Regions from separate parts of the Mus musculus genome. Here region 1 is linked to region 2. Evidence: chromatin loops called from intact Hi-C (ENCODE). Cell type or tissue: heart. All regions are shown on one strand. Links, peaks and the distances in the headings refer to the core of each region. The heading gives the core; the rest is flanking DNA. Region 1 holds the start of B3galt1 (UDP-Gal:betaGlcNAc beta 1,3-galactosyltransferase, polypeptide 1). Region 2 overlaps B3galt1 (UDP-Gal:betaGlcNAc beta 1,3-galactosyltransferase, polypeptide 1).

Region 1 (2,908 bases), core at 202-2,701, 63 kb after region 2:
AATTAACGTGTTCCAAGTCTGGTAGCCCAGACCCCAGCAGGCTTGAAGTTTCTGACTGCGCAGCCGCTCTCCCAGTATCTGTCCCAGGACACACCAGTCCCAAACACGATGACACACCTGTCAGGGCTGCGAGGGAGGAAGTGCCTGCTCCAGGACATTCCTCCAATGTCCGCACTAGCACCACTCCACCTCTGCCCATTTGTCCAGTTGCGACCACCTTAGCTCAAAGGCGTAGTCCTCTGGAGTGGAATTCATTTCACCCCAAATCTGCGCTCCTGAAAAGTGAACTGAGCCTCCCACGCGGGGTTTCTGCCACCTATAAGTGGCCAGTCCCCAAGCCTAGCCTCTGGCCCTCGCCCCTTATCAACTTCTCTTTGCTTCAGCAAGGCTGATCAACCATTACTTTCTGCTCCAAAGTCCCTGGCGTAAAGTGAGACTTTGGGGAGCCTCGGTGAATGCGCTTCTCCCCCAGCGCGCTAGACCCAAGGGCTCCTTTTCATTAAGGCAATAAAGTTCAATTTGCCCGGCTCCTTCTATGCCAGAGGAGACTTTTCAATGCACCGAGTTCTCCGTCCCAGCGCGCTCAAAACATCCTGTTCATTCCAGCCCGGATCCTTGAAGGACATCAGTCTACATAAAGGGGACCTACTCCTCTCCTTTCAAAGTGCCCCAAACCTCGTGCGTGTGCGCGCGCACACTCATACCCACACTCTCTCACACACAATGCCATCCACGCGCTGTCAAAGTCTGTCACTGCCTAAGCCAGAAGGCAGGAGCTGAAGCCGCACCGGCGCGAGCATCAGCCTGGCCAGGCAGCAGAACTCGCTGTCTAGGTCCCAAACATCCTTGTCCGGATGCTCCGGCCACTAGGAGCTTGTAAGCACCCCAAGATTACAAGGCGGTCTGGAGAGCCGCACCTTACCCGCGGGACGCGCCGTCTCTGGCCGTTCTGCTGGCCCGCGGGCCACAGGGACGCTGCAGCCGGGGTCCCGAAGATGCTTATTCTCCGCTGCCGCTGCCCGGATCCCTGGCGCCAGCATCACTTCTCCCCCGCCTCCGCCTCCTCGTGCTCAGCTCGCGCGCCCGCCCCTCCCGGCGGCCTCCTGCAAGCCCCGCGGTGCTGGCAGCGCGCGGTGGACGGCGGCGGAGGCGGCAGCGGCGCCCGCGCGGGCTCGCTCAGCTGCACCAGCCGAGCAGCCGCGGCGGCAGCCGGAGCACCGGAGCCGGGTTGCGCTTCCCCGGCGACGGTTCTGGCCTCGGCGACTGACAACGCCCGGCAGCCAATCGCCGCCTCGCCCCGCGCGGCGGGGGGAGACCAATCAGAGCGGAAGGCCCAAGGTTTGCCTCCGCCTTTGCTCAGCAGGCTTGTTTCCGGGAGAGGATGCTGCTGGGGTGTGGGATGGAGGGGGAGGCAGGGCTGGGGCGACGGGTGGGGGACTTGGGCCCCGAAGCCCAAGCCCAAGACACAGGGAAGAAGCCCGGCCCACAAATGTGGACCCCGGGCGCTTTTTGTCTACCCTCGAAGAGCATCTTGGCATGACCCGACACTCCCGGGTAACTGTCCCCAGAGCCTTGGCACGGAGGTTCAGTGTCCTGGCATCACTATGCAGAGGTCTTGGGACCCGAGTAGAAGCGGCGCTACTGGAGAGCGAATCCCTGGAGGTGGTCGCCGCCTTGAAGGAAGCAAGCAAAGTCACCAGACAGCGCCCCCGTCCTTCTAGGTTTGGCAGCTGAAAAGTGGTACCTCCACTAGTGATCAGCCTGGAGATGTCCAAGGAAGGAGATACATTGAGGAACGTTTTTCAAAGTTCCTTGCAGAGTGGACCTTTCATGTTTGCTCTCCATAGAAACGTCAACCCCGCAGAACAACCACTACGGGAAAATAACCAAACAAAACCAAAGGAAACCAAACAGTGACTGTGTGAGCAGGCTAGTTAATTACCTAGCCCTTGCACGTTGGTTTTATTTACTCATATGGAGAGCATCAAGCCTAACTGATCCAAGAGGTTTTGCTTTAAGAGTTCGTGTGCGAATGTGACTGAACATTAAGTGACAATGTTTGATAGGAAACGGAAACAGAAACCTTTCTTGCCTGTCCTAATCTTTCCCTCAAACACTAATAATCTTTCCTTGTAGAGTATTTTAATTTTCCAGTGCAGTTATGCCAAAATCGCCATCAAAACAGCCCAGAGGACTACTTAAAAGCTTCCGCACTTAATTTCTAGAAACAAGGAAAACAAAATTAAAACTGTTTACACAAAGGCTTGTAGAAGAAAGGGACAGTCTCCAAATGACCCTTGTTCTCCAATGGAGACAGTAAAAGTCACCTCACAATGCTTTTTGTGAGTGTTTTTAAAAGAAAAAAATCATAGCTACATCATTTTCTGATAAAAATGACTTTGTTACTCGGTATGATCCTTTCTTTTTATTTCTATGCTGTTATTCATGTTGCTAGTTATTAAGGGGCTCGATTGTTTTTGCAATCAACACCACTCTTTTCTTCATTTACCTTTTTAGAAAGGAAGAGAGGGAGGGAGAGAGGGAGGGAAGGGAGAAAAATAAGAGAGAAGAAAGAGGGAGAGAGAGAGAGAGAGAGAGAGAGAGAGAGACAGACAGACAGACAGACAGACAGACAGACAGAGTGAGAATTATTATTTGATTTCCAGAACAAGCCATGCACAAACTTCTTGGACTTGTTACCATTTAGAAAAAGAAGATGCTCACTACGCAACAGACTTGCCTACTATTACCACGTTTTCAGTATAGAGAATATTCAGACCTTTGCTGTTTTCTGTGCCTTCCTCCTCTTCAGCCAGTTGACCCATCTTGCTAGGCCATCCCTTTCCAAACTGGCTGTGCTGACAGTAATCCCATTTCTTTACAGTTAAAAGCTGACATGTAGACCCTA
Region 2 (2,908 bases), core at 278-2,777:
TTTGTGCTTGAAAATTCAGCAAGGGAAATTCTTTCTCTCTACATGACATTCTCCTGTATTTTGGGGGTATACATACAGTTAATATATTTTTGGTTATTTATATTTATATAATATCTCTAGATATTATATATTTATATTTCTGATATAAGTAAGAGCTCCCTTGGGAAAGTGATGTGATGTCTATTTCCTGCTTGAAACCTTGTAAGGTAGGGTAGAATAAGGAAAAGATCATTATGGCTGCAATGGCTAGAACAACTAGAAATACATGGGAGAGCCAATAGCTCCAACATCATCACAGTGGAATAAGTTCTTCACAAATCACTGACAACAAATGAAGCTACCCAACATTGGTTTTTGAGCAAGTTTTCAAGATAATTATCTTGACAGGGAAGAACGTACATAATTACTTCTGAACTCCTCCCATTCCATGCGTGTTTTTGAGACTTACTTCATGATTTATAAAAAGCAGTGCATAGAGATGCTAAATTCAAGTCTCTACTTCCTTCTTAGGTTCTAGTTCATTCTGTCATTCTGTCATTCTGTCATAAGCTAGGTGATTATGTCATTCTGGACATGTCTCTCATAAGTAATCCCAAATGGTTACCAAAGCTGTCATTCATTCACTAATATCATAAACCAGGTATAGGATCTTGCCCATCAAAAGTGCAGATTTCTGCAGCATATAATTTTGTTGCTGTTATATTTTTGATTTTTAAAATCCAAACAAAATCGGTTACTAATGAACTATTATTACTCAGCATAGGAACTTTTAGGTCACGTATTGAACCAATACTTAATATACACAGAATTATAATGGGTTATAGGAAAATTTCTTTATATTTTCCATTACAACTAATGTAAAAGTATATATGTTTTGCAATCTGGAGAAATAATATAACAAGTATAAATAGATGAGATCATATCAACAGTGATGCTCATGGAAAGTACAGTTGCTGTCCAACTGTGAATTTAGGTGTAGGTGTGTAAGGAAGACTGAAATAAATCTCTGTGGAAGAAAAGGATGGATGAAAGTGAGATGAATAGGAGGACCTAATAATGTGATATATTTTAGAGGCAGAAGTAATGGAGAATGATGCCATCTTTGGGGCTTTATCATCTTGCTATAAGAACTGTCCATTGAGACATCCACACACAGAGGACATTTTGCTCAGAGCATTAAGTACTTTCTTGAAAAAAAGTGGCAGAAAAAAATCTAAAAAGTGAGAAATAAAAAGAGAGAAATAGAAAGTTCTCAGAAAAGTGAGATCAAAAGGCAGCCAAGAAAAACTAATCGGAAAGGGGAGGATCACAGTAGGAAGAGACAGAGCAATGCACACAAAAGACTAGTGATTACATACATCCAAAGACTTAAGAATTGAACATGTGTGTAAGCCAGTGAAATAATGAACGAAAAGGAATCCGTGCTTGAGACCCAGGAAATTCTCTTAGTATGGACAGAAGGTTAGAAAGGGACAGAATCAATGGCACATGATGACGTGAGGACAGTGATGACATTGAAGAGGGCCAAGAAGTAAATGTGAGGAAAGAACAAAGCAATATAAATGTGGATGCAGGAAGCACAGGGCAACGGGGAGTGCGCCTAGACCTAATGTACTTATATCCTATTCAGGTTTTATGCATCTTCCTCAGACATGCAGTTTCCTGTAGGGGGAGGAGCTGATACTAAAATTTGGTTCCCTAATTGGTTTGGTCACTAAAGAAGGTGGAAGCCAGTTGCTGGGCGAAGGGAAAAAAAGGGGACTTCCAGGAGGAAGAGGAGGGACACAGGGAAGGAGAGCGGTTTCAGACAGGCATTGGAATAGGAGGTACTGCCAGGAACTGCCAGAAATGGCAGCCTCTGCATCCAGAGGATGCCAGAAATAGACCAGCTGATAAGGTTAGAGCAGGAAATTCTTCACCCAACATTTGTGTTATCTGGCAAGTTCTAAATTTATAAAGCTGTCTAATGTTTTTCTTCCATGGAGCTAAGGTGGACGGGAGAAAGAAAGAAGGCAGGGTGGTTGATGGAGGGATGGCAAAGCTAGCCAGGAGGCTTTGCTGGGGCTGGCGGGAGCATAATTTTGGAGCTAAGCTGGGGTGCGGCATAGCTTTCAGTAAAGGAGTAAGCATGATTTTTAAATTACACACAACAGTTTCCAAGGATTTTTTTCAGTGTCAAAAATAGAAAAAAAAACAGACAAACAAACAAACAATAGCTTCCTCCCTTCAGAGGATTTATAAAACACTACAGTTCTTTGAACTGTGGAATAAGTATTTTTTTAAAAAATCTGCTCCAGTAACTTTCTTAGATTCCAAAACTTTGATTTGGGACAAAGAAGGTTTTAAAATGAAAAGAGAAACCGGAGGCCAATGAGCATGCAGGAATAAATGTTGCTTGGTGAGGGCTGTCAGCACGTTGAGAGGAAGGAGGTAGGTGAACAGTCAGCAGGCATGCCAAGCAGTGAGATTCTCTGATAAAGAAGGCTGTGGGTTTTCACTTCCATTTCCCCTTTGGGGTCTTGTTCATGGATGGCAAGTTCCCCTGGGTAGACCTGCCTTAACGCAAGTGCCAGACTGCACCCTCAGCTCTGTTTATCTCTTGTTCTCAAACAATTGTGCATTGTTTGCTTTTGCCATTTCCTTCAGAAGAACTTTTATCTGTATCATTAAGGGAAGATGATTCATTTGAGAAGCTTCTTGCTTTCTGGCTGGACAACTGGTCCCATTCCCTGACATCAGCGATGTCTTCAATTATTCAGAGCGGCAGTTCTGCTCTGCAGAATCCTCTGAAAATCGTGATGGGAGTTGATTCCTGCTTTCATCTAGTTTTTGATTCAGTAGATTGGAGTGAGGCTCAGGAACTGAGTTTCTATGTTTGAAGATGACACTGATGCTGTAGGTCTGGGGA

The links. A loop is a pair of places that touch in the nucleus more often than their neighbours do. Peaks named below come from ENCODE experiments on the same cell type or tissue, not always from the same donor. Only the 100,000 strongest peaks of a DNase experiment are listed, where the experiment ranks them.
Region 1: it touches region 2 in a loop (2.7-fold over the local background); 3 of 42 quality-filtered maps call a loop at or near these places.

Annotation. Positions count from the first base shown.
Region 1 is chr2:67,564,049-67,566,956 of GRCm38, reverse strand. B3galt1 (UDP-Gal:betaGlcNAc beta 1,3-galactosyltransferase, polypeptide 1) reads right to left here and starts at 1,268. Exons shown (of 6, transcript NM_001379327.1): 1 at 923-1,268. In heart, for the core only: a CTCF peak has its summit at 1,722; a DNase peak (open chromatin) is centred at 1,306; H3K4me3 peaks cover 1,822 bases; H3K27ac peaks cover 1,215 bases.
Region 2 is chr2:67,627,423-67,630,330 of GRCm38, reverse strand. The region is part of intron 1 of B3galt1 (UDP-Gal:betaGlcNAc beta 1,3-galactosyltransferase, polypeptide 1); the gene reads right to left. Among named protein-coding and RNA genes, the nearest start is that of Mir7224, 47 kb to the left of the region's middle. RefSeq lists an enhancer at 1,291-2,908. In heart, for the core only: no CTCF peak of the experiment used is centred there; a DNase peak (open chromatin) is centred at 1,790; H3K27ac peaks cover 1,648 bases.